4 separate regions of the Mus musculus genome follow, and regions 2, 3 and 4 are each linked to region 1. Evidence: chromatin loops called from intact Hi-C (ENCODE). Cell type or tissue: heart. All regions are shown on one strand. Each heading gives the region's core, and the rest is flanking DNA. Links, peaks and the distances in the headings are about the cores only. Region 1 holds the start of Cmtm3 (CKLF-like MARVEL transmembrane domain containing 3). Region 2 holds the start of Cmtm4 (CKLF-like MARVEL transmembrane domain containing 4). Region 3 holds the start of Terb1 (telomere repeat binding bouquet formation protein 1). Region 4 has its middle 21 kb from the start of Pdp2.

Region 1 (7,281 bases), core at 1,230-6,229:
CACTCCTGTGCTTGCTTGTATGGAAACGGGCACACAGTGTGTCTGCAGGCAGTGGTGAGTTCTTAGTCAGGCGCACTCCAAGCATGTAGTCAGTTTGTTTTAATCCATTGTGACTTTTTTTTTTAAAGGGAGGGAATTCACATGCAAGATAAAAAGGTTACAAATGCCCAAGACATGGGCCCTTATTCATGGGGCCTCTTAGGTTACAGAAAAGACCATTTGTTACATTGTTTTTGTATTAAAAAAATATAAAAAAGTTAGAAAACACCATCAAAGACACACACAGTAACCGCCCCCAAGGGACTACAGAGAAGTCCATGTCACCAGTGGTCCTGCCCAGGTGTCCAGAGGAAGCACTTTGTCTTTTAGGGTCCCCAGGAAGAGAGTGCTTGGCTGGGCCTGCCCAGCCACTTGTGACTTGGTCACTGCCACTATACTGGTTGGCTCCCTGTCTCTGGGCCCTAGTAAACAAATCTTTGGGTCCGTTTCTGAAAAGGCCTCAGACCTCTAATGGAAGACTTGGCTAGCTAGGTTTCTCCCTATTTCACAGTGAGGAGGGAAACTTCTTGAATAAAAGGTTCCTGAAAGTCATCTCAATGCAGTGCAGGTTTGGGGCTGGTGGTCCAGCCTGCTGTGGTTTTATCTGTCCCTGTTAGTAACAGAAAGTCCCACCCCACCCCCATGCTGCCACATGATTGGCTGTAGTGATTGGCTCCGTTTGATGTGTGCTTCGGTGGGGGCAGTGAGGTTAAAGGGGCTCAAGGACAGAAAGGGGAGAAGGAAGGCTTGTCAACGTGCCCTACCACGCTAGCTCAGCAGTGCCAAGCCAGCACAGCCAATTTTGAATGTGAGGCCTCGGGAGTGTAATCTTGAGAGACGGGCTCCTCGGTCTGTTCTCCCATGGGCATTCCTGCCATGCTCCAGGAGCCCCGTCAGGACAGCGTGGGTGAGAGGGCCGAGTGGCTCTAGTTGTTAAGCTCAGACAGGCCTTTAGTCAGAGTCTGAGTCCGAGTTGGAGTTCTCTTCTGAAAGGAAAGCAGAGGGTGCGGTTATCAGTCCTTGGGCTGTGGAGTAGTGGTGGTGGTACCAGCAGCCAGCCAGCCAACAGGAGACCTGGGTCCGGCCTCTCCCATCCTAGTGGCAGGCTGGGCCTTGGGGCACACATAGGGTAGATCAGGCCCTTCTACTTAGCTCACAGCACAGATGCTTCCTTCCCAGGTGGCCCAGGCATTCCCAGGCATCCCCTCTCCCCTGAGGATGGCAGAGTTGTACACTGACACCCCTTTCTCCACTCTTATTCAGGAGGACAAGGCAAAGACAGTAATTCTTATCCCTGAACTGAAATACACAGAACCATAGGGCAAGCGAAGCTATTTTATGGGTTTGGCTATGTATAAGGATGATTCTGGCATTGTCTGCCTCACGAGGCAAAGCACTGCACTCTAATGCCTGTCCCCAGTGCTATGGCTGTTTTCTGATACTTGTCCTGTCCCTTGCCGAGCCCTGGTTCTTCCCCCCTTATCCATTAGCCAGGGAGGTACAAGTAGGATAGGCTTGCTATATTCATATTTAACATATAGGCCAAGGATCCTTCTATTGCAAAACAACTATTTTACATTAAAACCATACAATATTCAAAATGTATGTTCATGGACATTTATGCTCTGGTCTCTGAGCTGGCTGACCAACATTTGCTACAAAGGCTTGAAGGCAGACAGCATCCAGGAGCATTTAACTAACAGACCAGAAATGAGTCTGGGATGGTATTCATTTTTTAGCACTGAGACAGTGTCTGGGACTCCCGGTGGGAAGCTGGTGGCCCCTAAATCTAACCAACTAGGTCCTACTTCAGTCATTTAGTACTTAATGGAGAAGATCCTAGGGCCAAGACCTGCCCTGAGAACTCTTGTCTAGCCACAGCACTGCTGACCGGCTCCAGGAAAGCACTTGCTCAGGTGCGCTTTCTTTGGAAAAAAGATCCAACCAAGCCAGGTAAGGGTTGCCACGAGTTTTGAGATTAGCCTGGGGTACAAAGTGAGTTCTAGGCCACTTTAAGCTATACAGACTGAAGTCCCTTTTCAAAAACAAACTCAGCCAGGCCAGACAGTGCCAGTGTTTGCCTGGGTGCCGTGAGCTTCCAAGCAGGAAGGAAGCTGGGTCTAGTAGGTTGGTCCCAGATGAATTGATGTCCTAACTCGCTGCCTTGGGGGCATATTAGGGAGCCTCCAGAGGTACAGGTATTCACTCATTTCCCCCTCTTGCTAAGCTGAGGCCCTTAGGTGTCCCCAAGGAAGGGCAGAACCCTACAGCTATCCTGAAAATGGTCAGTTCTTTAATCAGACACCACACAGATTGGCCACTCACCTTCTGTCCTATGGGCTGTGGTCTCATTCCCAGAGTCTCCTTGCTTGAGGAATTTGGCCACTTCATTAAAGATCAGGTAGAAGTCAATTGCGAACACAATTGTGGCAAAAAAGCCAAAAACCTGTGGGATACACGCATGGCATATGGCAGGGGACACAGACAGGATGGCTAGAAACATTGCAAGGACCTCTTTCTGGGTTCAGAGACCAGGAGCCTGGGCAAAAGCAAGCAGCACTGAGAAATATACTGACCAGGACAAATGGGCAGACACAGCCCTTGAGTTACAGCAAATAAGGGAAATGGGCTGTGGGCCTGGTAGACACTAGCCTCCCAACTGAGGGCAGAGCAAATCTCTAATTAGCAGACTGGAATGGCAGAGACCCACACAGGGACCCAGGGCCTAGGCAGGGGCAGGATGTGCCGAGGTTCCACTGTGGAAGTGGGTGCCAAGGGTGATGGTCTAGAGCATTGGGAGGGGTGCTATTGGGTATCATCAGAGAGGGGTAGGGCAGCCACTCACTCCAGCTGCTTTGTAAGCCCCATCTGAGTATTTGGCGACAGCAGTGATGGAGATGACGAAGTAGATGAGGGCAGCGGTGACACAGCGCAGGAAGTCCTGAGGAGAGAGGGGGATGTCCACACTGTTTTGACCTCCCACAGTGGGGTAGAGCTTGGGGACCCAACACACCCATCCCCAGCACCCAGGAAGTCCCTGTCCTGGCTGTACTTGCATGTCCTAGTCCTGAATCTATTTTCTGTGTCCTGAAGGTCTCCAGCAACTTACACTGCCCCATCCCTGGTCCAGCTGTATTTTCTCTGCAAATAGCAAATGTGTATAGGCTCGGCTACAGCTTGCTCCGCAGAAATGGGAAGTGGAGAATATCTGGCTCTCCAGGACTCTTGGCTTTGCCACAGTGAGATCCGTTTATGGTCACAGTCTCTGCTTACTCCCTCAGGGGAGGCTGCAGTGCTGGTAGCTATCACCAGGTGGTTACATGGACACTGGAGAGTAAAGTCTAGACAGCAGGGGCCAAGCCCAAGTCTTTGCTGCCTTTTTTCAGTGATGCATTAAAGAAACTCTCTCAAGACTGCAAGGTCTTCGGGTGGTCACACAAAGCCAGGTGCCTGATTACTAGACTCTAGGAAGTCCCAAGTCCTTGGTTACCCTACCCTGCTGGAAATGGCCTGTGGCTGAGGCACATCCCTCCTCCAAGGTCAGAGCAACAGCTCCACCTGGTGGCCAGGAGCCATCCGTGTGCCTAGCTTCACAGACCAGCTCAGGAGGCTCCTACCACCCATCAGGTCCGTCCATGGTCGCAGTGCTGCTGGGCGGGCAGGGGTAGAGATGTGTGAGCGTCCTGAGTTATCCGAAGCTTTCAGACTGCTCACCATGGCTGGAGACAGCCAGGGCTGAAATGTGGAACCCCAGATTCTTCAGGGGACAGCCAACCCTTTCCTCTTGGGTCCCCCGATCCTTACCATCATGGGCCAGCACAAACCCTGCCATTTGTCATTCAGCTGCATGGCATCAGCAAAGAGGAAGTAAACGGCCAACAGAAACTCCAGCAGAGGCACTGTGAGGAAGGCAGATGCGGAGGACACCACGTAGCAGATGAAGGTGATGAATGAAAGACCCTGCGGAAGAGCAAGGGGACTCAAACCCTTATTCTACCCCCAGGCCAGGACATAACCCTGAGTCCTAGCCCTTGCTGAATCCTTGCTAGGACCTCATCTTGAAGCCCCAGCCTCCCTAGCAGGCCACCTTGTGGGGCTGCTGACCTCTCTTGGCTCTAGGACAGAACAGAGCCAACTTAGCTGTGTCCACAAGGGGCAAGCCAGAATCAAAATCTACTGCTTTCAAAAAGTCACACCCAACACCTAACTAGGAAAAAAAAAAACTTTGTTAATGATGATGTGCAGGCCGAATCAGTTAAAATTGAAATGGTACTGATGTCTGCAGTTGAGTTTGAATGGTTGAAAGCACAAGGCAGGTGGACAGAAACGGGTGATAGAGCCGTGTTAGCCACTGTACCGTTGGGGGGGGGGGATGCAGGGGTGTTGACAGATATCTTTTGCCACTCCTGCATCTGCGAATCTTCATTAAAACAACAGCAACAGCTATGCATGAGGCTAGGGGTACAGCTCAGCTGGTAGAGTACTTGCCTAGTGCACACAAAGCTCTGGGTTCGATCCCAAGCACCGTCTAAACCAGGCATGGTGGTACAAGCTTGTAATTTTAGCAGATCAGAGGTTCAAAGCCATCCTCAGCTTTATATCTAAGGTTTTAGGCAGCCTGAGATACGTGAGACCCGATCTCGACAAAATCCTAACTGTCTCGGAGAGAGCACTAGTTCATTTGAAAGGTGGGGCTAGCCATACCATATTGACCGGAAACCAGGGCCACAAAACTGAAGGTATGCAGGTCGGACGCTAAGGCTCCTGGTTAGTACTGCAGACTTTGTGCATGGCGGGGAAACAAGATGAAGAAGATAGGTCAGTGGCTTTTTCAAGCCCAGTCCTTGCTAAGATTTCTGGACTTCTCCACTTCTGAACATTTGCGTGCTCCTCACAGCCTCTCTTTTGAAGAAGCAGGCTTAGTGTCACCCAGCCTAGTAAGAGGGCGTCAGAATCTGTACTTAGGTCATAAGAGGCCTCCATCTCCCTTCATCTATCACTACGGACGGCTTTGAGCCTATCACTAGCTTAGTAGTTTAAGAGGCTGTAAGGGAAACCCAGGTGTCCTGCAGGAAATACCATGGCTGCTTCAGACAAATGAACTGATCACAGGAACTCCACTCCCATCTCTTTTACTGAACAAGTCATGGGGGAAGAGGAGCTTCCTTTGGGCAAACAGGAAACTAAGGCTTAGAGAAAGGCGTTTTGAGGTTGCTATCAGCTCCTACTGTATTTCCTTGCCAAAGGCTGCTCGTATGGCTCTCCTCTTTTCTGTACCCATTCCCCTCAAAAAAGTCTGGTTCTGGGCTGGCGAGATGGCTCAGCAGGCAAGAGCACTGACTGCTCTTCCCCAGGTCCTGAGTTCAAATCCCAGCAACCACATGGTGGCTCACAACCATCTATAATGAGATCTGACGCCTCTTCTGGCCTGGCTGAAGACAGCTACAGTGTACTTACATATAATAAATAAATTTGAAAAAAAAAAAAAAAGAAAAAGTCTGGTTCTGGTGGCACTCCCCTGCCCCAACCTCCTCCCTCCCCCACTCCTGTTTTCTCACTCCCCAGTTCTTGGTGGCTGCTTCTTCCTCCAGCTTTCTATCCAGGTCAGACTCCCTACTTGCATGAGACCAAGGGGGAGGAATGACTGGGGGAGGCTCCCCTATACCCTATGAGCTTACTACCCTTCATATTTTCTTAGGCCTGTCTTTCTGGCACCCAGCTAGGGCAAGGACATCTTGTGACTTCTGGTTGGCACTCACTCCTTTTCCATGAAGGGGTACTGGGCAGGTAGGACTGAAGCCAGTGGCCAGTAGATTCAAAGACCCGCCCCACGCCTCCCAGAGGCTTCCAGAGATCTGAAACGGCCAGAAAATGGGCTCTAGGTCCGCTTGGCACCTCATTTAGGAACAAAGTATTAGGTTCTACCGGAGACCTCAGGGTTGATGCTCCTTAGTAGGTCCTGGGGTACAACGGAGAGGTCCTGGGGCAGAACCCCCCTTTTGCCCTCAAGGATATCCTCAAGGTCACTGGATGAGTCACCTGCCAAGTTTCCTAGCAGTTAAAGACACTGTCTCTCCTATCCCCAACTCGAAGTGGGAGCAGGTCGGATATTAAGTTGCTAGGTATCTGAGCAACAAGTGGCTGTCACTATGGTCTGTTTCCTCCTTCCACCGTCCCTCCTCCCACCCCTCTCCCCATCTCCATAGGCTCCATGCCAGTTCCCGCCCCACACGTGATGATGAGTGTTGGGAGGACAAAGGAGACCTTCCTATCCGGGTGGGGACAAGCAGGGAGGAGGAAGGAGTACAGCGCGGGAGGGGGGAAGGAGGGCATGAAGTCACCCCGCAGGCTCGCCACCCTGAAACAGTGGTCCGCCTGTGTCTTCACTACGTGGCCCCTGCCTCACCCACTCCCCGGGGGCACATCCCACTCCGTAGGATCTTCACCACACAGGCGGCTAGGTCTCAGCCTAGGAGGTGGGAGGGTGTGCAGGGCGGGCGAGGCCAGAAGAAGCTTAGCGAGCGCAGCAGTCCCGGGGACTCAGAGAGGGCGGAGGCGCTCGAGGTCACACAGCAGCCGAGCTGCGGCTCCAGCGGGGACCAGGACCCCAAACCCTTGACTTCTGGTCCCTTTCGAGGGCCTCGCAGACTGGAGAATCCGGGAAGAACACGGCTCGGGCCTGATTCTGACTCGAGCTCCGCTACAGAGAAGTCGTAGCAAGCTTGGGGGCGGTGGTCCAAATTCTCCTGGGCTGGAGGTGCAAGGCCCCAGGCTGGGGCGCGGGTACCGGGCTTCACGCACCCGGGGAGCACACGCACTCACCGACTCGGCCAGCAGGAGGCGGCCTTTGAGAGAGCAGAGGAAGGCGCGCGCGGGCAACAGGGCTCGGAGTCCCGGCACTGTCCTGCCACTTCGGGGGCCATGCGCGGACTCTGGATCGGGCTCTGGCTCTGCGTCCGGGGGCCACATAGCGGCGCTATCTGGTCGAGCCTGGGCCTCACTGCCTCACCCACCGCCCTGGAGGGAAGCGGAAACCCGCTGTGCGGAAGAAGAAAAAGTGGAGTTAGACTAGGCCGGGGACTCATCCTCCGCTGTCCCGCCCACCTCCCCCATCCCCACCCACAACTGCCCCTCGAACCCTGCCCCGCCCATCCTCCCTCCGACCATTCTCTACGCAGCCCCCGTGTTCCGTGGACGCTGCCTTACCCATCCGTCCTGTGGATCCTCCCATCTCCTCCTCCC
Region 2 (7,281 bases), core at 706-5,705, 52 kb before region 1:
GATGTTCTGTGAGAGGTTCCTCCATCATGTTACAGGAGTGGGAGAGAATGGAGGCCTCAGTCCAGCATCATGGAGGGAGACCCTGATACTAGGGAAATGCAGTAACTTCTGGATGTTGGCAGTCCCTCCAGCCTGCAGGCCATTCAGCTCGCAGTGGGGATGAATCTGAAAATACCGTGGGGGTATTTGAATCTTTTTTTGTTGTGCTGTAGCATTTTCTTCTTTCTTCTTTTTCTTTTCCTTTTTTTCTTTTTTCTTTCCTTCTCTTTTTTTCTTTCTTCTTCTTCTTCTTGTTTTTTGTTTGTTTGTTTTTTGTTTTTGTTTTTGTTTTTGTTTTTGTTTTTGTTTTTGTTTTTTGTGAGACAGGGTTTTTCTGTATTGCCTTATAGACCAGGCTGGCCTCGAACTTATAGAGAGATGCTTCTGCCTCCCAAGTGCTGGGATTAAAGGTGTGGGTCTCCCCCTGCAGCCCAGTTGTGCTGTAATATTTTCAATAAACCTGGGCATAATACACATGTGTGCATACGCACACTGAAGTGGAAACCTCTGGTTCTTTGCAAAGTCAATTATGTCAAATGATGGTTTGCTTGGGCACACATGTGAAAGCATGTCTTGCTATAGCAGACACGTGAAAAGAGTTATTTAGAAAGACTATAAATATGACTCCACAGTCAGTGGGAGCTAGATCATTGGTTCACTTAGCTCTGCTTTGCTACTCTTTGCTGACAACACACGCCATGTGTTGGTTCGCCTTACATTAATTTGCTGGGATTCGCTTGTGGTGATGTTACAGGGAGAAACTCGACAAAGAAACTCGCCTAGGTTCCTGCGGCTTCTTGATGCTTCTGTGGAGTAGGTCTGATTAGCAAGCTTCAGGATTTCTTCTGGATTGAACTCCCCTTGCTGGATTGTGTGTGGTGTCTGCTGAGTGGCAGCTGCTGATTCATGTTTGGTGTTTGCTAGTGGACTGGACTGAGAAAAACGAAGATTGGAATTGCCCCCAAAGAACTATTTCTGAACAGGTCTACTTTCCCCCACTATGTCTGGTGGGTGGTGGGCTAGAGGGAAGGTTGAACCCTTATTAAATTAGGTTGAGAAAATTATATGCCTACATACACACAGACTGCAACTTGTCTTGAGGTCTGGGGTATATAGGAGGGGATCAAGGGACCCTTTTATACTTCTTCCTAGCTTTTTTTTTTTCTTTTTCTTTTTCCTTTTGGTTTTTCAAGACAGTTTCTCTGTATAGAACTGGCTGTCCTGGAACTCACTCTGTAGACCAGGCTGGCCTCGAATTTAGAAATGTGCCTGCCTCTACCTCCCAAATGCTGGGATCAAAGGCGTGTGCTACCACTGCCTGGCTCTTCAAAGCTTTTAATGGATCATCTTGCATTTTCCTGCCTGCTGTCTCCTCTCCCCCACCTCCCACACAAGCACTTCTAGACTTTGCTGGCGCCCTTGAGCCTTTTGTTGTGATGTGTAATCTGGGTTGTATTTCAACCTTTCCCACGGCAAGCTTGGATGTCCATTCTCTTAGATGTGCCGTATCAGTTGCTGTGTGCACATTTCTCTCCAGCATCTAGTGTTCTATCCTTTGTCTCCGTTCCTACTCATTGTCCCTGGGGTATCAATAGACCTTTGTAGCTGCCATTTCAGGAGGGTTTTAAGAGAGAGTAGAGTTTGTCTTCAAGGATTTATTGTTTTGTTTTTTTGAGACAGGGTTTCTCTGTGTAGCCCTGGCTGTCCTGGAACTCACTCTGTAGACCAGGCTGGCCTCGAACTCAGAAATCCGCCTGCCTCTGCCTCCCAACTGCTGGGATTAAAGGCGTGTGCCACCACTGCCCGGCTGTCTTCAAGTTTTTAAAAAAGCTATTAACATTTGTCCTTGGGGTGGCAGGACTCTGGTGTGTGCTTTTGGAGGCCAGAGGACAGCTTGTAAGGACTGGCTCTCTTCTTTCACCCATGGGTCACAGGAACTAAACAAAGGTGGTCAGATTTGGTGGCAAACACTCTTACCCACTGAGACTTCTCAACATCCCTGTCCTCAATTCTTAGCATATTGCTTAGCTTACAGTAAGTGTCCCCCCCCCCTCAAAATATTTAGTAAGTCAAATAATATAAATATTGAAGCTGGTATCCTTTCAGCTTTGGAAATAGACCTTGTGTTCTACTCATTGAATATTTGGTGCCCTTGGACAAGCCACTTCTACTCTGAAAGCTTTGTCTCCACTTGTGTAAAATAGTAATGATTATAACACTTCATTTGGTGCCTTCCTCAAGGACCGGAACAGATCTGTATTCAGGGTGCTGAAAGGTTCAGTGTCAAAGTGACAATTCTTAGAAAGTTAGTGTTTTACTTAAGCTTAAAATTAGTCTTCACACTTGAATGACAAATTGGTCTATAATTAATGCCTCCAGGGCAAAATTTGAGTGTCGCCTAGCTTGATGCTTAGAGGTAGCAAAACTTTTCTCAGCCAGGATAGGGAACTGATATTAGTTGCCAAGCACCTACTGTGTGCTCATATATTTCTCCTATGCCAGCATGCTGGATCCCAAATTGACACTGGGGTTGTGTGGATTCTGCGGGCTCCATTAACCCCGACCTCCCCCACCCCCTCACAGGCTGTACCTCTGACACAGAATAGGGTTGTCTCAGTGTGCCCAGCGTGGGAACACACACACTTAAACCTGCAGACGATCCCACTTTCTCTAAAGCAGGCTCTAAGGCTGCGGGCAGAGAAAACAGCTTTGTGACTCTTTGGTCAGTCTCCATTCTCTCCACCCTTTTTCCCTCTTTTGGTCTGGGCCTTTCCTTGCAAGGGCCGCCGGCGACCACCCCGGAGTCTGGGCCAGACGCCCAGCAGGTGAGGGCGTGGTGGGGGCGTGACTAAGGCTCCTCACCGGCCCCGCCCCAACCTGCAACGCCCCTCCTCTCCCCCACGACCCCCCGCCCCCAGCCCTCAGCGCCCCGCCCCTCCCCGCGCCGGCCGCAGTCTCCGCCCCCTCCGGGCCGGCGCGCGGCTCCCGCCTCCTTCCCTCGGCGCCCGCTCCCGCCTCCCTCCCTTTCCGCTGCCGAGGCGGCGGGAGCCGAGCCCCAGCGGACCGAGCCGCGGCCGCAGCGGGCGGCGGGCGCAGAGGCGGCGGCGGTGGGGTGGTCTGGCGACGGCGATGCGGCGGCCGCTCTGAGCCTGCCCGCTCCAGGCGCCGGGGGAACCGGCCGCGCGGGGCGGCAGCATGCGGGGCGGCGAGGAGCTGGACGGCTTCGAGGGCGAGGCCTCGAGCACCTCCATGATCTCGGGCGCCAGCAGCCCGTACCAACCCACCACCGAGCCGGTGAGCCAGCGCCGCGGGCTGGCCGGCCTGCGCTGCGACCCGGACTACCTGCGCGGCGCGCTCGGCCGCCTCAAGGTCGCCCAAGTGGTAGGTGCCGGGCGGGGCTCCAGGTACGAGCGGGCGGGTCGGCGGCCTAGCCCGCGCCTTCTTTACCCGCACCCGGCCGCGGGGGAAGGCCCGGCCGACCAGAGTCGGGTTCGGGCTGCGCGGTCCCCGCTCCGCGCACTCCGTACTCCGAGGTCCTTGGGCTGCAGTCCCTGCTCCTCTGGGGACCGCGCCCTCGGCCGGAGTCTGCCTTTTGCAGCTCCGAAGCCTCAGGGGTGCCTGGTGCCTGCACACCTGCTCCGGGGCCTACCTGTGCCCTCCCTGCTTCATCGACAAGAGGTTGGTGCGCAGAGCCGGTTGCGAGGGCCGTGCCATCGCCTGGCTACTACTGTGCTTAGCAACTTGTAGCAGGTTTTCCGGCTCGCGTAACCCCCAGACGGTTCTCTGCTAACAGAGGCCGGGGGCTGTGGCATGGTTTCCTCCCTGGCGCCTAGCAGGGTGCCCAGCAGATGGTGGATGCTCAATAAATATTTGTTGAATGGAGGCGTGTAGCCCAGATGCAGTGGGGGAGTCCAGATCTACCCACAAAGCCTCCAGTCTTTACTGCGGACGTTGGCTTCCTTCATAGCATCCTGTAGTCTCAGCACTGGTGGTGGCTTCTTGGGACTGCCCAAATTGGTACCCAGAGTTAAGTCACTCTGGGAGGGCGGCCAGTTTGGGAGGTGACAGATACGGGGAACTTTCTGTTGGACTTAGGCATTCGAGAGCACATTTCTTGGTGGGTCCCCCCCCCCCCGCGACCCCCCAGAGTGTTTGGTTCAGGGGCTTGTGGGTTCTGTTTCGGTTTTGTGGTTTTGTAGCAGGTCCCTTTGGGCAGTGTAGTTTATCTTTGTGGTGGACTGGGCACAGTCCAGTTTAAAAAAAAAACCTTTGTATTCCTCCTATTCTCTGTCACAGGTAGCCTTTCACCGAGGCCTCAAAACTTTATAGACTTGTCACCCTGACAGAGAAGCCCTTTGCACAGAACTGCAACATATTTGCATTTTCCTTCTGGGAGCGGCAGGCCTGTTCGGCTTATTAACTGAGTGCATACGTTAATCTTTCTTGGGAGAAATACCATATGTGGACACCCTTTAAATAAAGGTCCCTGTGTTTGTAGGTTGTAGACTCATGGAGAGTTTCCTCTCTTCTCTGCGGAAGGCTTGGTCTTCTGATGCCTAGTTTTAAAGGGCATTAGTGAGAAATAAGTGGAGCAAGTTCCCTATCTTTACATTTTAAAACACTCTTAATCCAGGAATCTGGAATGTTCTCAGGGATACCAAGCTTCTGTTAGCCATTGCTATTAGCAGAGAGAATGTCGGTGTGGGAGCGATACGTAATCCTTTTTTTAAAAGAGCTAGCTAGCTAATGTTTGAGTGCGGTGTAGATAATCAGAAGTAAGAAAAGGGCAGGGCTGAACTTGGAGCCAGAAGGTGGACTCCAGGGCCTGGTCAGGGACCTTCTTAGTTTACTTAGCAGGCCTTTGAAAGTAAGGACAACTCTTAACTTGCCTCTCAGGATGGAGATGGAGTGGTTTGTACAGAACATTAGCCGCTCACTGCTGGGACTTGGCTGTCTGCAGGAGCTGGAGCTGGAGCCGGAGCCAGCCATGCTTCCTCCTTTGGGGAGGTGTGGTTGTGTGGTCATCCTTACTTTCCATGTGGAAGGACTTTAGGGGCCAGCCTTTAAAAGCTTTCCTAGTTGCCGAGTGTCTACTGTGGATTGTGTACTGGCAAGTGAAGAGATGGTCACTTGAGTGATGTGGCAGTCTATGGTCTGCTGCCCTCTGGGTTCTCAGCCTTGCTGTTAGGACCTTCAGGGTGATCCACCTTCCCTCAAGAAAACAGACAAGTTCCAAGAGATAAGACTTGAAATTTAAACTGGAAAATAAACAAGAAGTCCTTATGAGGGTCCTTCTGCGATGTCACACAGCGCAGACTCCGCCCAGAGAGAAGGGAAGGTACTAATTCTTTCACTTCAGTAAAGTCTGGCTTTTAAAAGGCTTAGTATTTATAGACATTGTGAGGTGAGGCCTAAGGAAACTGCAGATCCTTGCTTTTTCCCACACTTGGTCCAGTATTGCCACCACCCTAGGCCTCTGTCGATTCAGCTGATTCAGCGATTCAGACTCTCTGAAACCTATTTAAAATTTTTTTTAACATCAGATCGGAGCAGAAAACATGATTGTTCAACCTACTTAGGTTTTTTTTTTTTTTTTTTTTTTTTTTGGTTTTTTTTTGAGACAGGGTTTCTCTGTGTAGCCCTGGCTGTCCTGGAACTCACTTTGTAGACCAGGCTGGCCTCGAACTCAGAAATCCGCCTGCCTCTGCCTCCCAAGTGCTGGGATTAAAGGCGTGCGCCACCACGCCCGGCCCCCTACTTAGGTTTTAACAGGAGTTCCTAGGTGATTCCCATGTACACTGGACGCTGGAGAAGAGGGCTTGCTAGTTAAGATCCATTGCCATTCTTCCAGAGGACCTGGATTTAGTTCCTAGCACCCAGGTCTGGGGCTCACAGCCCCTTGTAACTCTAGCTCTATAGGGGATCTGATGCCATGTCCTGTCTTCTGTGACACCTAGGTGGCATATACTCACTAGACCACATATTTATACATTAAACATACATTTTTAAAATCTTAAAAAAAAAAAATCCAGAAAACCTGTTGATGGGTGCTAGCTCTTGTCTCTGTCCTAGCAGTCAGCAGTGTTCGTCCCTTAAAAGAGTGAGGGGGTAAACTTTGCCCCAGATCTCCGATCTTTAAATCTCTAAACTCTGTCCCACCCCTTTCCTCAGTCATAGAATGAGGGAAAATGACCACGTGAGTTTTAGGAATTGCAGAATTAAGGAGTTAAGGTAACCGAAGGTGCTCTCTTAGGTGACTCAGAGGCAAATCTGAGCATTTGCATCTCAGAGTTGGGTATTCGCACATCTTTTGCTTGGTGGGCAGCCTTGTCAGTTTGTAACCTGGAGCCAGTCAGCACAGTTGGAGATTGTTTTATTGTATTCTTGAGATGTGTGGGATGTGATGGTAAAACAGACAAAAACCAAACCTGCATTTCCACTAAAGCCCTACAGGAATATAAAGAAACTATATGTAGCATAAAACAGCCACAGTTCCACGCCTTCGACTCTGGTAAACACTGGCTGCAGCCACTGTGCAGAGCCTATTGGCCCCAGATCCCAGAGTTACTGGGTCTGGGCCAGTAGGTTTAATTGTGACAGACTTTGGTGTCCTCTCCTTTGAAGAGCTGGTCTAAAGACCAGGCACCAGGGCCTGGGAGATAACTGTCAGAAAATGATTGCCTCCAAAGCCTGCGGACCTGTGCTTGTAAAGCCAGCCCTGGGTAGGCAGAGACAGGCAAATCCCTGGAGCTTGCTGGTCCATCTTAACTGGCAAGCCCCAGTTTTCCGTGAACATTCACGTGGCGGTCATAGGATGACTCTGTTAGCCGGTTCTCACCTCTACCTTTATGTGATCTACAGGGATGTAATGTAACCATCAGGCTTGAATACTCAAGTGGCAGGCAGGCACCTTTCCTCACTGATCATCTCACCGGCCGCCAGATTCACCTCTAATAACTGCTGTCAGCAAACGTGGAAGTAAAGGGAACTTAGTTCTGGAAAGGCTAACTGAAAGCTCTGTAGCTAGCTTCCTACTTATGGAAACAAACAAATGCTTTCCTTTCAGATGGGGGCCAGGCAGTGATGCCTGCTCTTCATAGTCAGCAGCATACCGAAAGCTCAATCTGGTTCAAACATGGATGAGTGGATGGATGGATGGATGGATAGATGGATGAGTGAATGGATAGATGGATGGATGAAGGCTGGGTGGGTGAGTGGATGGGTAGATGAGTGAATGGGTAA
Region 3 (7,268 bases), core at 2,269-7,268, 170 kb before region 1:
GTGTGCATGAGTGTATACATGTGTGCATGTATGTGTGGGGACCAGAGGTTAATATTAAATGTCTTCTTCAGTTGCTGTTCACATTATCTTTTGAGGAAAGGTTTTTCAATGAACTGAGGGCTCACAGATTTGGCTAGCCTGGCTGGCCAAGCAGGGTCCTCCTGTCTTTGGGTTTCCCCTGATAAGATAGATGTATACCATTATGCTCAGGTTTGAATGCGGGTTCTCGGGGATTGAAGTGGGCTCCTCAGGCTTGTACAGCACAGTTTACCCACTGACCCATCTGTTGGCCTTTAATCCTCTCTGCTGGTTTCTTGTTGGAGCTGAAGCAGTTCCTTTTTTAAGAGGGAGGTTCTTAGTCGTATGGTGCCTAGGCTTGAGATTCTGAAGGTTTGACTGAGTTAAATATCGAAGAGACATCTTCACTCTCCTTACTGAGATGCTTGACACCTGGGTATGGTGGCTCACAGCTATGGGGCGGACGGACATTCAGGAGGCTGAGGTAGAAAGATTGCTGTGAATCTGAGGTCAGCTGGGCTGCAGAATGAGACTTTGTCCCAAACAACAAAGAAGAGAGAAAGAAATGACGTAGGACTGGCTTAGTGGCCCTAGCACTCCTAAGGCCCTGGATTAGATTTCCTGCATGAGAAAACAACAACAAAATGCTTGTCTTGTATTCTAGTTTTGCTGTTCATGAACTAAGTAATTTGTCTGTGTCCCAGCTTTTCTATCTGTATAGTTGTGGCTCCTTCATAAAGTTCTTTTGAGAATTAAATCAGTGCAAAGGCACAAAGTACATAAAATAGTATCCAGCATCTATTAATGTTTAGTAAATGTTGTATATTACGATTGCTTTATGTCCTCAGTGCCATTTAATCACTCAAAATGGAAATAAAGGGCTGGAAATGGAAATAAGTAGCTTAGTTTGTTGTTGAGTGAACAAAGCCCTAGGTTTAGAGATCTTCAGCACTGAAAAAAGCATACGCCTGTTATCTCACCCAGGAGGTAGAGTCAGGAGAATTAGAAGTTCAGGGTCACCCCTGACTACATACAAGTTTGAGACTAGCAGGGATTAATAATAAGACTTTGTTTCCAAAAAAATAGAAATTTAACTTAAAGGATATAAGTAAGGTATTTTCTCTTTAATTTTTTGATCAAATAATTATTGAGTATTTTTTGTGTTAATCTTCTACAACATAATTAGCTAAGACTTAAAAGACCAGAAACCCACCAGAATGTTGGGATAATATGCTGTCACTAAGTTAAAATCCCTAGACCTGAGTAAGACTTACTGAACTTCAATTTGTGATAGATTTTAGTTTAGCAGATTCTGATATTTTCAAATGTTGGTTTATGTTTGTTCTGTAGTTTTATACCTTACTGTTTTAAACTGGATTAAGTAAGAGATAACGATCAGTTTGAATTACTTTTTCCCCTGAGACCTGGCGCCTATGCAGCCCTGGCAGTCTTAGCACTCACTACGTAATACAGAGCATTCACAAACACAGAGATCTGCCTGCCTTTGCCTCCTGAGTTAAAGGTGTGCACTATTGTGCCCAGCCCACATATTTATTTTAATGGAAATGTATATATTATATATATATATATATATATATATACACACACACACACTTTTTTTTAGGAGTATCTAACTATCAAGTTGAAGAAGATATAGGGAAGTTGAAGTCCTGTCTTACTGGCTTCCTTCAGGAATATGGGCTGTCTGTAATGGTGAAAGACGATTATGTCCATGAATTGTGAGTATTCTTTAGAGCATATAAAGATAATACTCACTGGGAGAGACTGTGATGAGACTAATAAAACTGTAAACCCCCATCCTTTCTGTAGTTGCCGGTACGGAGCTGCTGAGCCACACACCATTGCTGCGTTCCTGGGAGGTGAGTTTTGTAGATGAAATGACTTATTTGTTATCATACAGTTACTATTTGTTGTAATTAGTGTAATTAGTGCTTTGCCCTCCACACTGCTCTCCTTGCCCGCCAGCTCCCGTGCCATCAGAGCGAGCGACTCTGGAGTCTTTAGTCCTTCTGAAGACCTTCTTCCGATCATGAGCCTCACTTAGCTCTCTGGGTACAAGGACACATAGGCCTTCCTCCTCTTCCTCCCCTTCCTCCTCCCCCTCGAATCCTCCTGCCCCATCAGTTCTAGGAAACAAAGGCTAACTTGACTAAAAGGCCCTACGTCCCTTCTTTTCCTGAGACATGCCCTAGGTCTTTGCACCTCAGGGCCCAGTGAAAACCTGCCATTTCTTTCATAAAACTCCCTTTATCACTTTGCTCTAGTTTAGTTAGACACTGTAACTGTACCATAGATTGGACCTTATAAACATCAGAAATGTATTTCTTACGGGTTTCAAAGATTCAGATGCCAGCATAGTGAGAGGCTGTAGAGATCTCACTGCCTGTCTCATTCATGGTGGTTTTCTCACTTTGCTCTCACATATAAAAAGAAACCTGCAGGATCTCCTTTATAAGGGCATGAATCTATTTGTGCAGGTTCTAATCACTTCCCAGAAGCCCCACCTAATACCATTGCACGGAGTGTCCACATGTTAATGACAGGGAGAAGGAGTACAAACATGAAGCAAATAATACCTTTTTAAAAATGACTCTCCTGCCTATTGCCTCCCATAGCCTGAGCTGTGTGCTTATGATCGATTCCTTTCTAGACGTTGAAGGCAGATCCAGTTTGAGGAGTAGTCTGTTCAGAATGCTGCTAGTGATGGAGTCCTAAGAAAACTGTACTTTAAGCAAACACAAATTAAAGCCTGATTCTGGATAATTTATGTAAATAAAATCATTCTTTCATGTCTAAATAGTAAATTCATAGGAAAGGGCAAATTATTACTTATTTACATAGGCCAGATTCTAAGAGACACAATCAGAGAGGCCTAACGAGTGTAGGTAGGTCTTTAGTTTTATGTGTTTTGTTATGATTATGAACGTAATTCTCTGAGGCTTCCCCTATATAAACATGAGCCATTCCTCTGTACTAGTCCTTCTTTTCTTCTTTATCATAGCACAAAGTCTTCTACATACTATATGCTGTATTTATTTGTAAGCTATCCTTTCTCTTGCTGTTAAACAGAAAGACCCAAGGTAGCAAGCAGCAGATCTTTTTGTTTCTTGCACCTCTGCTACATCTATGGTGCCTGAGAGATTTGGTGATAGTACAGGTTTAAGTCCACAGCCTCAGTATGTAGAAAGAAGCTGCCTCAGTTTAGAAAAGATTCTTTTTTTCTTGGTGGAATTTCACTGTCTCTTTGTGTTTCAAGTACCTTACAGGAGCTCTGTAGTATTCAGTGTGGGTTTGACCCTGAATAATAATAATTATTATCTTTTATTTTGTTATGACTCAAAATATGTTTGTTTGGGATTTTAAACAGCTTGGCTTTATGTTTTTTGTTTGTTTTGTCTTTTGTACTCATCTGTATCTGTGGTGTATTCTATATAGCATAGATCTCATATACACCAGGCTGACCTCCAATTCCATTTGTAACTCAGACTGGCCATGAGCTCATAATCATCTTGCCTCTACATCCCCAGTCTGATGAATAGAGTCATCCGTTACCACCACACCCAACTCTTTTTTTTTTTTTTTTTGAGACAAGTGTCTTCACTGTATATCCTTGGCCAGCCTAGAACACACTATGTTGAGCAGGCTGGCTTTGAACTCACAGAGATCCACCAGTCTTTGTCTCCTTAGTACTGGGATTAAAAGCATGCACCGTCAGGCCCAGTCTGGTATATATTACTTAACTCTTAAAATTTATTCTTTTCAAACATTTACTTCTCTCCTTTTTCCAACAGGAGCTGCTGCTCAAGAAGTTATCAAAATAATCACCAAACAATTCGTAATTTTTAATAATACTTATATTTATAGTGGTATGTCACAAACTTCTGCAACTTTCCAGTTGTAGAATAAGCACCATGTGTAATATGTTAATGGTTGGAACTGTAATTGTCTTCATATTGTGCTTTGGTTTGTAAAAATCTGTTAAAGGACGGAAGTTAAATTGTTTCCTTAATAAAAGTTTTTCTCATTTGTAATATAGTCTTGTTGTCTGGAATGGTGGGGAGAATGGGGAGAAAACAGAACAAAAGCCAGCTCTTTGTATAGTTAGTTAATGCTGGATTGCTATTTTACAGTTACATATCGTAGATATGTCTGTTTCACTAACAAGAGTAAAAAATTAATTATCTTAATGAACTTAAGATGTGGATTTTAGCTGTGGACATTTTAAGATCATTACTTATTTAAAGTAGAACTTTTAAAGAAGCATTTCGGAGCTTTATCAGGACAAAACCATTCCCTTGTGCTGTCGTCATTCATTATATATACCTAAAGGTTTGTCACTATACCTGTGTATTGAATTTTATGGGCTTGCCCCATCCCTAAATTTCTTTTTATTGAATAATATATTGGAATAATAGCATTTAGCAGCTTGTTAGATGGGAAGGAAAGTTCCTGAAGGTGAGGAAAAGTAACAAACTAGAAATCCAAACTGGGAGGCCGAATGTGTGTGTGTGATTCGTTATCCTAAGGCCCTAAATTGCCTGCTATAGAACAGTTCTCAAAGGCAGTCTCCTATGTGAGAACCTGGGTTATAGCTGACAAGAGGCGAGGGAGGGGGCTCATAGGGATTTTATTTCTTGAAAACCTGTATCATTCTTGCTTGGCTGTGTCATCAAGTGACTTTGTCAGAGCAGGAACTGCCCTCTGACAGTACTTCCATCTCCCAACACTCCCATGGGAAGAGTTCTGTTGGGACGTATGACAGGACTAAATTATAGGGCACACCTTGAACACATTTAAGACTCAGAGCTCTGGGCTCTTGGGTCTACTCAATGAGAAGCTGGCTTGGCCAGAACCAAAAACTAAGGATTTTGGAGTTCACCCAGGGAGGGTGTCCAGTCAACGGAATGCCCAGTGCAACCAAAGAAAGCCTGGCGTCAGGCAAGGTCAAGGAGGGAGCAAAGACCCTTCCGAGACGCAAGTCCTAAATACTAAGTTATATTACCCTCATCATGTCACTTTCTCCCATCTAAAACCTGGCATCCCGCACTGATCACCTTCTGCCCACTGATGGCTCTACAGCTGCGAAGGGCTAAGCCCAGTGGGACAGGTGTGCGGCCGGAAGTCCCGCCCAGCGGATGTGAGCCTGGCTGGCGCGCGGGCGTGGGAAACCCAGTCAGGCGTCGTGGTCTAGGCTGCCACAGGGACGAGCTGGTGTGGGCCTGACAGGGGCTCTGGGTTCCAGGGTGGAGAGGCCAAGGTCTCGGCTTCCCGCCTTCCGGTGGTCGGCTCCTGGGGCGGAGCTGTGGTGGCGGGCGTGGCCCGCTTCCCTGGCTCACCTGAGGAGGTGGATTGAGCTGAGGGCAGGGGCTTCCCTGAGCTGGCGCCAGGCCCACGACCTGTGAGGGGGAAAAGGTCGTCCCCATCTGCCCAGTCGGGCGGCTGTGTGCGTCCGGGCTGCTCCCCGGGATCCCGGGGCGGGGAAAGCGGCGGCCCCCACGGGGGATTCGGTTTGGGAGGAAGAGGACGGGAGCGCGTGCCCAGCAGCAGCTGACGCTGGGAACTGGGCGATTGCTCCTGGGAGGTCCGCCGGAGCCGGGCTCGGGAGGCGTGCATGGTGCCCCGCGGAGAGCAGTAGAGGAAAGTCGTGGGCCTGCCTGCCCTCCTCACAGGCGTTCCTTCTTCCAGCTCTTTAGGTGAGCCAGGCCTCCGGAGCCTGGAGCGAGAGCGAGGGAGCCATAACCCACGGAAAGACGGTGGACCCGGAGGCTGGGAATCCCGGGCGAGCCGTGAGGGTGTGCGCCCCATATCCTATCCATCCAGTACAGCAACTGGTTCCTGGGACCCTCTATTCCCTGGGACCTGAATGGCTTATGTCACACTCGGAGCAGAAAAGTTGATAGTGCACGTTACGTGCTTGCCTTTCTGCTCCCGTTAGAGGGTGCCTTCCACAGTGTAGGATTCCAAGGCGGACGGACAACTTACAAGTGGAAGTGAATGCTAGGATTTTCATCTCTGCCAGCCCCACCCAGGAAGATATTTTTGTCTCTCTTGGGGGAAGGGAGATATGTAGAATTTTTCCCCCCACAAAGCTTTTGATGTGACCAATTTTAGAGTAGCGAATTTCAGGGGCTGACCTAGTGTTTAATGATAGACTCTACCTTGAGTCCCATACCCAGGATGAAAGAGGTGTGCAGAACACTAATCAACTAGTTTTCTTATTTATGTTCTCTAATAGTCTTCCTAGTAACGTTTGCACCTGACCTTGTTGGTTTGGAGAGTAAATTAAGTAAACCCTTTAAGGATGGTGTGTCCTGTTATGTAAAAACTTACCCCCGCCCCGTGAGATCAGGGTAAAAAAAATTTACAATCTCATTGTTAGTGATGATTTGTACCCACAAAACTACTGAAAACATTTCGTAATTGCTTGAGTGGGAACATACTTTTGACTTGGGAAGTGAGCTATTTTTATAATATTATATAAAATATTTTTATATTTTTAAGTATCATTTTGTAATTTTTTTTTTTTTTCTGAGACAGGGTTTTTCTGTGTAGCCCAGGCTGTCCTGGAACTCATTCTGTAGACCAGGCTGGCCTTGAACTCAGAAATCCTGCCTGCCTCTGCCTCCCAAGTGCTGGGACATTTTATAATTATTTAACCTTTTGAAAATGACATTTATTTATTTATTTTAATGACATCTATTTGTGTGTGTATGTGAATGTACATGTATGTGCATGCATGTACGGGTTAGCACATGTGTGGTTAGAAGTTAACCAATGAGAGTCTGTTTTTGCTTACAATGTAGATCCCAGGGATTGTCCCTCTTGAGTTTGTGAGGGGTTTTGTTTGTTTGCTTGTTGGTTTTGAGAGAGTTTTTTTTTAGCTCCTGCTCCCCCCCCCCCCCCCCCGGCCCCTTGCCCTTTCTTTTCTGGAACTTTAAATGTAGCTCAGAATGGCTTCAAACTCAGGACTCTTCTTCCACTCCCTTTCCTGCCTGAATATTACAGACATGCACCGTCATGCCCAGAATATTTCATTCCTTAAATTTTTTTAAACAAGTGGACTGCTTCATGAATTTGTGTCTCATTCCTATGAAGGAGCTGTGCTAATCTTCTCTGTAGCATTCCTATTTTAGTATATGTGCTGTTGAAACAAGCATATGGGCCAGAATATTTCTTAGAAGCTGATCTAACTAAAAATGCCCTATCTTATAGATGAAATATAAGGGAAA
Region 4 (7,281 bases), core at 1,155-6,154, 230 kb before region 1:
ACCCTGAGTCACCTGCCTGTCCCCTCTCACTTAGAACGCTGAGCAGAAAGAGCAAGGTGTGTCATGAAGATCTCTACCTGATGTTAAACCTGCAGCCTGGAGGGAGAGTCTGAGGGGACCTGAGAAGGAGCAAGAAGTGGTGTCTGTAAACTGCAAGGAGGATTTTGAGGAGAGGTGGAGCTGGAACAAAGACAGAGGCCAGCATGGCGGGGGTGGGGGGGTGGGGGTGGGGATCACTGAAAACTTTTTTTCATCAGACCTAGCAGAAGGCTGGATGGAGCAATGGAGATCCCCCTGCAGTTGACTCTTTGGTGTGATTTCAATAGAGGATGGGGGATGGGTAACTGTAGGTTTTTATTCATACTATGGGACCACTTTTGTATTCCATCATATAGAAAGGAGCCTACATGTACACATGGAAAATAAGCTGAATGCATAGACACTGCCAGTGGCTTGCTTGTTCTGCGTTAACTCTGTAGCCCAGATGGCCCCAGAGAAATACGGGTTGTTCACTAGAGACTAGCTAAAGAGCTCACTTGTCTCAAGACTGAAGGAAGAGTACAGGAATAACAACGAGAGACATGGACGTCACAGGTCTCAGAAATGTGACTGACCACCTAACCAGAGGGGCAAGGCTGTGGCCTGACTGCCTTTGTGTCCCCTGCCTAGAAAGCACATGCTGGCTGAAGGTAAGAGGAGTGGTGGGTCTTTAGGGTGCTAACCCACTGCTTTCTCTGACCACTGACTCTGAAGAAAGCGCAATTTAAAGATTCCGTTCTCATCGCGGCTTGTTGGCATTTGTGTTGCCAGGCAGCGGGAGCTCCAGGATTCTGGTTAACATGCATCCTCCCTCATCTTTAAACAAAATGTATTTTCATATATTTTATGCCTATGGGTTTTGCCTGCATGTATATCTGTGCACCACTTACATGCCCGATGCCCTCAGAGGCCAGAAGAGGACATTGGATCTCTGGAACTGGAGATACTGATCATTGTGAGCCACCACGTGGGTGCTAGGAATTGAACCCCAGTCCTCTGCAAGAGCAACCAGATGTCTTGACTGCTGGGTCTCCTCTCTATAGCGCTCCTCCTCATCTTTATCTCTCTCCAACAGCTGATTGGCTATTCCTGTTCTACCAGTTAAAGATGGTGGCTGGAAAAACTCAGTTGCCACAGACTTAGATTCACGCCTAGAGGATGCATCTAACCTAGAGGATAAATTTAGAGGAGTAGGTTAGTGGCTTGTGGTAAATAACATAACTTTTGTTCAATGCCCCGTCCTGTTTATATAGAGGCTTGGGATGAGTAAGTTAAATGCAGTCTCAGAGAGTCACTTGGGAGTCTGCAGTCTCTCTTTCCTGGTATTGTCTGCTCAATTGAGACAGACCATTTTCCTGGAGAGGATGTTTCAGCCCAACACTTCCTTTCTGGGGCTCACTGAGAATAGTTTGAGCACAGCCACCTGTACCCTCCCAAGAATTCTGTTTTTACAACCAAGGCACTCATACTGTCAACCTCACTAAGTAGCTCAGGTTGTCCTTGAACTTGCTGGATTGCCCAAGCTAACTCTGAGCTCATGATTCTCCCTGCCTCAGCTTTCTTTCTGTGTGCCCAGACTACCCAGAGGCAACGCCATAACCAGTGGGAAGCGTTTTCTGCCTAGGAAACCAACTGTAGTAGTTTGAATGAGAATGGCAGTTATGGGCTGAATATTTGATCCCCAGTTAATGGAATTGTTTGGCAAAGATTAGATGTAGCCTCACTGGAGTAGATGTAACCTTGGAGGAAGTTTGTCAGTAGGGATGAGTGTTGAAGCTTCGAAATCCCATTTCAGATCTAATCTCTCCCTCCCCACTCCCCTCCCCACTCCCCTCCCCCTCCCCCTCCCCTCCTCCTCCTCCTCCTCCTCCTCCTCCTCCTCCTCCTCCTCTTCTTCTTCTTCTTCTTCTTCTTCTTCTTCTTCTTCTTTCTTCTTCTTCTTCTTCTTCTTCTTCTTCTTCTTCTTCTTCTTCTTCCTTCTTCTTCTTCTTCTTCTTCTTCTTCTTCTTCTTCTTCTTCTTCTTCTTCCTTCTTCTTCTTCTTCTTCTTCTTCTTCTTCTTCTTCTTCTTCTTCCTTCTTCTTCTTCTTCTTCTTCTTCTTCTTCTTCTTCTTCTTCTTCTTCCTTCTTCTTCTTCTTCTTCTTCTTCTTCTTCTTCTTCTTCTCCTTCTTCTTCTCTCTCTCTCTCTCTCTCTCTCTCTCTCTCTCTCTCTCTCTCTCTCTCTCTCCTCTGCCTGCTGCCTGTGGATCAGGAGGTAAAGCCCTCAGCTACTGCTCCAGTACCCTGCCTGTCTTTGTGCCATCCATGGTGATCATGGGGATTAAGTCTCTGAAAAATGTAAGCAAGTCCCCAATTAAATAATTTCATTTATGAGAGTTGCTTTGGCCGTGGTGTCTCTTCACAGCAACTAAAACACCAACCAAGTTGCTATTTGGTCTTCTGGGGGGAAGCCAGGGTATAGGTTAGGGTGAGGGGATAAGAGAAACAAGGGCTTACCCCTTTTCGTATGCCTCCAGAAGACCAATGCCCTCTTCTGTAACTCTGCAGTACATGTGCATGACTGCCCCCCCCGACACATACATGCACATGGGTTTTTTTAATATTTATTTATTTATTATATGTAAGTACACTGTAACTGTCTTCAGACACTCCAGAAGATGGCATCAGATCTCACTACGGATGGCTGTTAGCCACCATGTGGTTGCTGGGATTTGAACTCAGGACCTTTGGAAGAGCAGTCGGTGTTCTTAACCGCTGAGCCATCTCACCAGCCCCCACATGTTTTTTTAAAATGTAAAAACTTTTACCTACTTTTATGTATATGAGTGTTTGCCCACATGTATGTATTTGTACCACATGTGTGCCTGGTGCCCTCAGAGGTCAGAAGAGAGCATCAGATTCCCCCCAGAACTAGAGTTACAAATGGTTGTAAGCAACCACAAAGGTGCTGAGGATTGTCTCCAAGTCCCCTCCAAGAGCAGTAAGTGCTCTTATCTGCCAAGACATCTCTCCAGTCCTATTAAAAAAAGAAAAGAAAAGAAAAAAACTAATACTCTAAAACTAAAAAAAACTAATTGGCAGTGACATAGTTGGATGGATTTTGCACTCCGAGTTGCAAATGACTCGTATCCTTTCTTGAAAATGAGTTTGGAGACGAGTGAAAGAACGGCCTTGGGAATTTGGCGTGGGTAGAGGAAGCAGGAGAGGCCCTTCTGAGTAGTTGAAGTATGGGTTCTGGCGGCACTTTCACTTGCAATATCTATAAGCAGAGGCTGCCAGAAGGGGGCGCCTCAAGCTCGCTCATCGAAAGGAAAACCTTCAGTGGCTCCTAGGTCATCAAGCAACGACCCCAATCCGTTTGTGCTATTTAACGAAACAGTAACTCTCCAGGAAATTGCGAGTGCCAGAGTTCCCTCTCTGCTTCTCCTAGGGAAGCCCTGGCTAGAGCAAGCCCGTAGGCAGCTCCAGGCATTGCGAGGGACCAGCTGGCAGCCTGGGATGTGCATGAGGATGGGGACGTGCAGGGTATCAACGTCCCAGCCTCCTCTGGCTGGAGTAACCCGGCCTTGGCCTGAGCAGTTGCACCCTGCATCTTGATGTAGGTAGAGCGTGGGGCTGGAATTGGCCAAGACAGAACGTGAAATAGAAAAGGCTGATTGTGACCAAGAAGAAAGGACGCGTTGATAATGGTCTGTGCTTTCCCCCTCCCTCCCTCATTGTGCTAGCCTGTTTATCTGTTAAGAAACGTTTAATGGGGCAGGAAGTTAACAATGCTTAGTTCTGGAGAATGAAACTGTAGGAACTTACACACTCTTTACGGTTTCATTTCGTTGACTACCTTGCCGTGGGGAGATACGGTGGAACACTGACTACTTCCCTAAGCTTGCACCGAGGAAATGGCTCAGGAGGGGGCTGAGAGCGCCCCCTGGCCCTGGGGATGGGGACTCTGTCTCTGTCTGATTCTGTCTCTGAGTTCCTCTTTGTGTGTGTGTGTCCGTCTGTCTATCTTTGTCTGTCTCTCTGTCTTTCTGTCTATCTCTGTCTGTCTCTCTGTCTCTCATACATATCCTTCCCTTCCCCTTCCTCCCTCCATTCATCCATCCCTCCTTCCTTCCCTCCCTCCCCTTCTTCTTCTTCTTCTTCTTCTTCTTCTTCTTCTTCTTCTTCTTCTTCTTCTTCTTCTTCTTCTTCTTCTCCTTCTCCTCCTCCTCCTCCTCCTCCTCGTCCTCGTCCTCGTCCTCCTCCTCCTCCTCCTCGTCCTCCTCCTTCTCCTCCTCCTCCTTCTCCTCCTACCCCTTCTTCTTCTTGTTTGGTTTTTTGAGACAGGGTTTCTCTATATAGCCCTGGCTGTCCTGGAACTCATTCTGTAGACCAGGCTGGCCTCGAACTCAGAAATCCACCTGCCTCTGCCTCCCAAGTGCTGGGATTAAAGGCATGGGCCACCATGCCCTCCTCCTCCTCCTCCTCCTCCTTCTTCTTCTTCTTCTTCTTCTCTCTCTCTCTCTCTCTCTCTCTCTCTCTCCCCCCCATCTCTCTCCCCCCGTCTCTCTCTCTCTCTCTCTCTCTCTCTCTCTAGAGGTCAGAAGATTTGCAGTTTTCTCCTTTCACCACCTAAGTGGAACTCAATTCCTCAGGCTTATAGGTAAAAGCCTTTACTATCTGAGCCCTCTAGTGGCTGGGTGCAGCTGTTGTCCTCTGGGAAATCAGGGAAGACTCTTTCCTGTAAGACTTTGGAAGAGATCTAAATTTAGAAAGGAAGAACATTTCCTACAGAGCAAACAGCAGGGGCAGAGGTCCTGACCTGGGACACCTTGGATTCTATGGTCATTCCTGCCTGCTCTGTCTCCAAGCGGGGGGGCCAGGACTGGATAAGATTTAAGAGCACAACTCCTCTGTGCTTCCTCTGAGTTCTGCTCTTGTTGGACTTGATACCACAAAATGCTCTAAGATAAAGAGCCATGGCCCACTCCTTGGAAGGAGCGGCAGTTGGATGGATTTCTGCTTACTATTCCCAGTTACACAATGGCCTGGTTCAGGCTCTGGGGAATCCTGCAGCAAACGAATTCCATCCCACCTCACAGAAGTCTGAATGTTTCATAGAGGAATACCTTCTTAGTGGTGAAGCCTCTGACATCTATGAGCTCATGCACTTTATGTTTGGTAAGGTGCCTGTTGTGATTTTAGTTACTGTTATTAATGTGTCTCACTGTCCAGGCTGACCTTGGCCTGGCTATGTAGTCCAGGCTGGCCCCCAGCTCATGATCCTCCTGCCTCCATCCCCTAAGTATATAGGTTATAGGCCAGTGTCATTGGGTCTGGAGTGATGATTGCTTATGATAGCCAGTTTGATTGGATTAACAAAAGCCTAGGAGATGGGTGGAATGCACCTATGAGTGTGCTCATAATGTTTTTTTCCAGCAACAATTAGAGTGTGGTGACCAAATGAATGAATCAAGCCCTTAATGGCTTTGTTCTGGGGACAGCATACAATGAGGAACTGCCTGCAGCAGACTGGGATGGAGACATCTCAGTAACCCGCAGCAGCTCTTTGTAAAAAAAAAAAAAAAACAGTTGTTGTGGGAAGCCACATGTGCCGTTGCAGGGTGGCGCTGGCTACTGCTGGCCACCACGCATACATAGGCAGTAAAGTTTTTTTACCAAGATGAGGTTTTGAGAATTAACCAATCAGATGAGAGACAAGTTAACCAATCAGATGAAAGACAAGTTAACCAATCAGATGAGAGAGAAGTTAACCAATCAGATGTAGGCATGCAAATGAGGTGGCAAGCATAACCCAAGCACAACCAATCCGGGTGTGAGACACGCCTCTCCTAGGCCTATATAAGCAGCACCAGTTCTGGGCTTGGGGTCTCTTCGCCTCTGCAATCAAGCTCTCCCAATAAACGTGTGCAGAAGGATCCTGTTGCAGCGTCGTTCTTGCTGGCCAGTCGGGCGCATGCAAGAAGTTGTTCCCATTTCTCCTAACCTTAGCCCTGGACAACAGCTGTATAGATTTCATTTGTGCGTGACTACTTTTTGGTTGGCCTTGGTGTGCATATTATTCTATTAATTCTGACTTTCTTATTACTTTCTCCTTCTGCTCTGGTGAATTCTGTGAAACTAGATGTTCCCTGATGTAACGATTTTCAAACAATTAAGAATTGAGACATGGGGCACAGCACAGCACAGTCCTAATGGCCCAGGTGCATGCTGCGTGTTCTCATCTTGGAAACAGTGTAATAACTGTACAGTGGTCGTTCCAGATTAATGCTTGACTTGCAAAGAAAGTTTGAAGAAATTATTAGAAAATGAAATAGAGCCAACATTGGAACCCCAAGAAAGGAAAAACTATTGAAGTTATGAAATAAGTTTTACTGGTGGCGCACACCTTTAATCCCAGCACTTGGGAGGCAGAGGCAGGCAGATTTCTGAGTTCGAGGCCAGCCTGGTCTACAGAGTGAGTTCCAGGACAGCCAGGGCTACACAGAGAAACCCTGTCTCAAAAAATCAAAAAAAGAAAAAAGAAATAAGTTTTACACAAATTTGAGAATGGTTCCTGGATAACCAAGTATAGAATATGTAAAATCTTATAGTAGTAAAACTAAGTCAAAACACTGGGACTCTTAGGAGAATCACTGTGTGCAATATGCAGAAGCAGAAAGCTACTGGAGTTAAGGGTTATCTTGATTCCTTCTGGCCACTGCCTAGCAGCTTTGCCCATGTCATTTATCATTAGAGCTTCACAGGAAAATGCAAGTAGCTGGCCTTGGGGCTCTGGGCTCTGAAATACAATAAGTTAAAAGTTAAAGTTTAAATAATGGTAAGTTTGCAGTTATTATTTCTTTGGCTTTAAGCCTGGGAATAGGGAAGCTTGAACTTTTGGGGAACAATTGTAATTCTTAGTTCTTTGTGGAACATGGTTATTCTTTTGAATTTGATTTGGCAATGATTGTACAATGTCTTTTTTTTTAACCTGCTTTTGGAGTAGCAATAAAAGACTGGGGCAAGTAAAAGGCAAGAGAGAGAATGAGAGAGCCAATGCAGAGAGCGTAAGAAGAGAGAATGTGGAGAGAGTGAAGAGGGAATGAGAGGCGTGTATGGAGAGTGTGTGTGAGAGATGTGTGAATTGAAGAGTGTGTGTGAGAGTAAAAGGGGAATGCACAGAGATGTGTGTGAACCTGGGAGTTCAAGAAAAGTCGAGTGCACAGGAGAATGCAGAGCATGCGCAGCCTCAAGCTGCAA

What was found. Hi-C counts contacts between places; a loop is a spot of excess contacts. Peaks named below come from ENCODE experiments on the same cell type or tissue, not always from the same donor. Only the 100,000 strongest peaks of a DNase experiment are listed, where the experiment ranks them.
Region 2: it touches region 1 in a loop (4-fold over the local background); 25 of 42 quality-filtered maps call a loop at or near these places.
Region 3: a loop joins it to region 1, with 2.7 times the contacts of the local background. A loop is called at or near these places in 6 of 42 quality-filtered maps.
Region 4: a loop joins it to region 1, with 7 times the contacts of the local background. A loop is called at or near these places in 24 of 42 quality-filtered maps.

The regions. Positions count from the first base shown.
Region 1 is chr8:104,340,476-104,347,756 of GRCm38, reverse strand. It overlaps Cmtm3 (CKLF-like MARVEL transmembrane domain containing 3), which reads right to left and starts at 7,163. Exons shown (of 5, transcript NM_024217.3): 1 at 6,862-7,163; 2 at 3,844-3,999; 3 at 2,885-2,980; 4 at 2,365-2,485; 5 at 85-1,025. The coding sequence starts at 7,008. The coding sequence ends at 991. In heart, for the core only: CTCF peaks have their summits at 3,603 (motif pointing left) and 4,265; DNase peaks (open chromatin) are centred at 2,933 and 3,616; H3K4me3 peaks cover 657 bases; H3K27ac peaks cover 638 bases.
Region 2 is chr8:104,391,590-104,398,870 of GRCm38, reverse strand. Cmtm4 (CKLF-like MARVEL transmembrane domain containing 4) reads left to right here and starts at 3,064. Exons shown (of 4, transcript NM_153582.5): 1 at 3,064-3,420. The coding sequence starts at 3,235. In heart, for the core only: a CTCF peak has its summit at 3,374; DNase peaks (open chromatin) are centred at 3,120, 3,350 and 4,030; H3K4me3 peaks cover 2,157 bases; H3K27ac peaks cover 1,566 bases.
Region 3 is chr8:104,507,830-104,515,097 of GRCm38, reverse strand. It overlaps Terb1 (telomere repeat binding bouquet formation protein 1), which reads left to right and starts at 5,211. Exons shown (of 20, transcript NM_180958.3): 1 at 5,211-5,296; 2 at 5,725-5,831; 3 at 7,252-7,268. It overlaps Nae1 (NEDD8 activating enzyme E1 subunit 1), which reads left to right. Exons shown (of 20, transcript NM_144931.3): 18 at 1,643-1,757; 19 at 1,849-1,898; 20 at 3,831-4,070. The coding sequence ends at 3,940. It overlaps Gm22148 (a small nuclear RNA gene), which reads right to left and starts at 7,196; the gene lies at 7,090-7,196. In heart, for the core only: no CTCF peak of the experiment used is centred there; a DNase peak (open chromatin) is centred at 5,197; H3K4me3 peaks cover 1,335 bases; H3K27ac peaks cover 979 bases.
Region 4 is chr8:104,567,273-104,574,553 of GRCm38, reverse strand. No RefSeq gene overlaps it. Among named protein-coding and RNA genes, the nearest start is that of Pdp2, 21 kb to the left of the region's middle. In heart, for the core only: CTCF peaks have their summits at 3,306 (motif pointing right), 3,983 and 4,727 (motif pointing left); DNase peaks (open chromatin) are centred at 3,433 and 4,853; H3K4me3 peaks cover 969 bases; H3K27ac peaks cover 367 bases.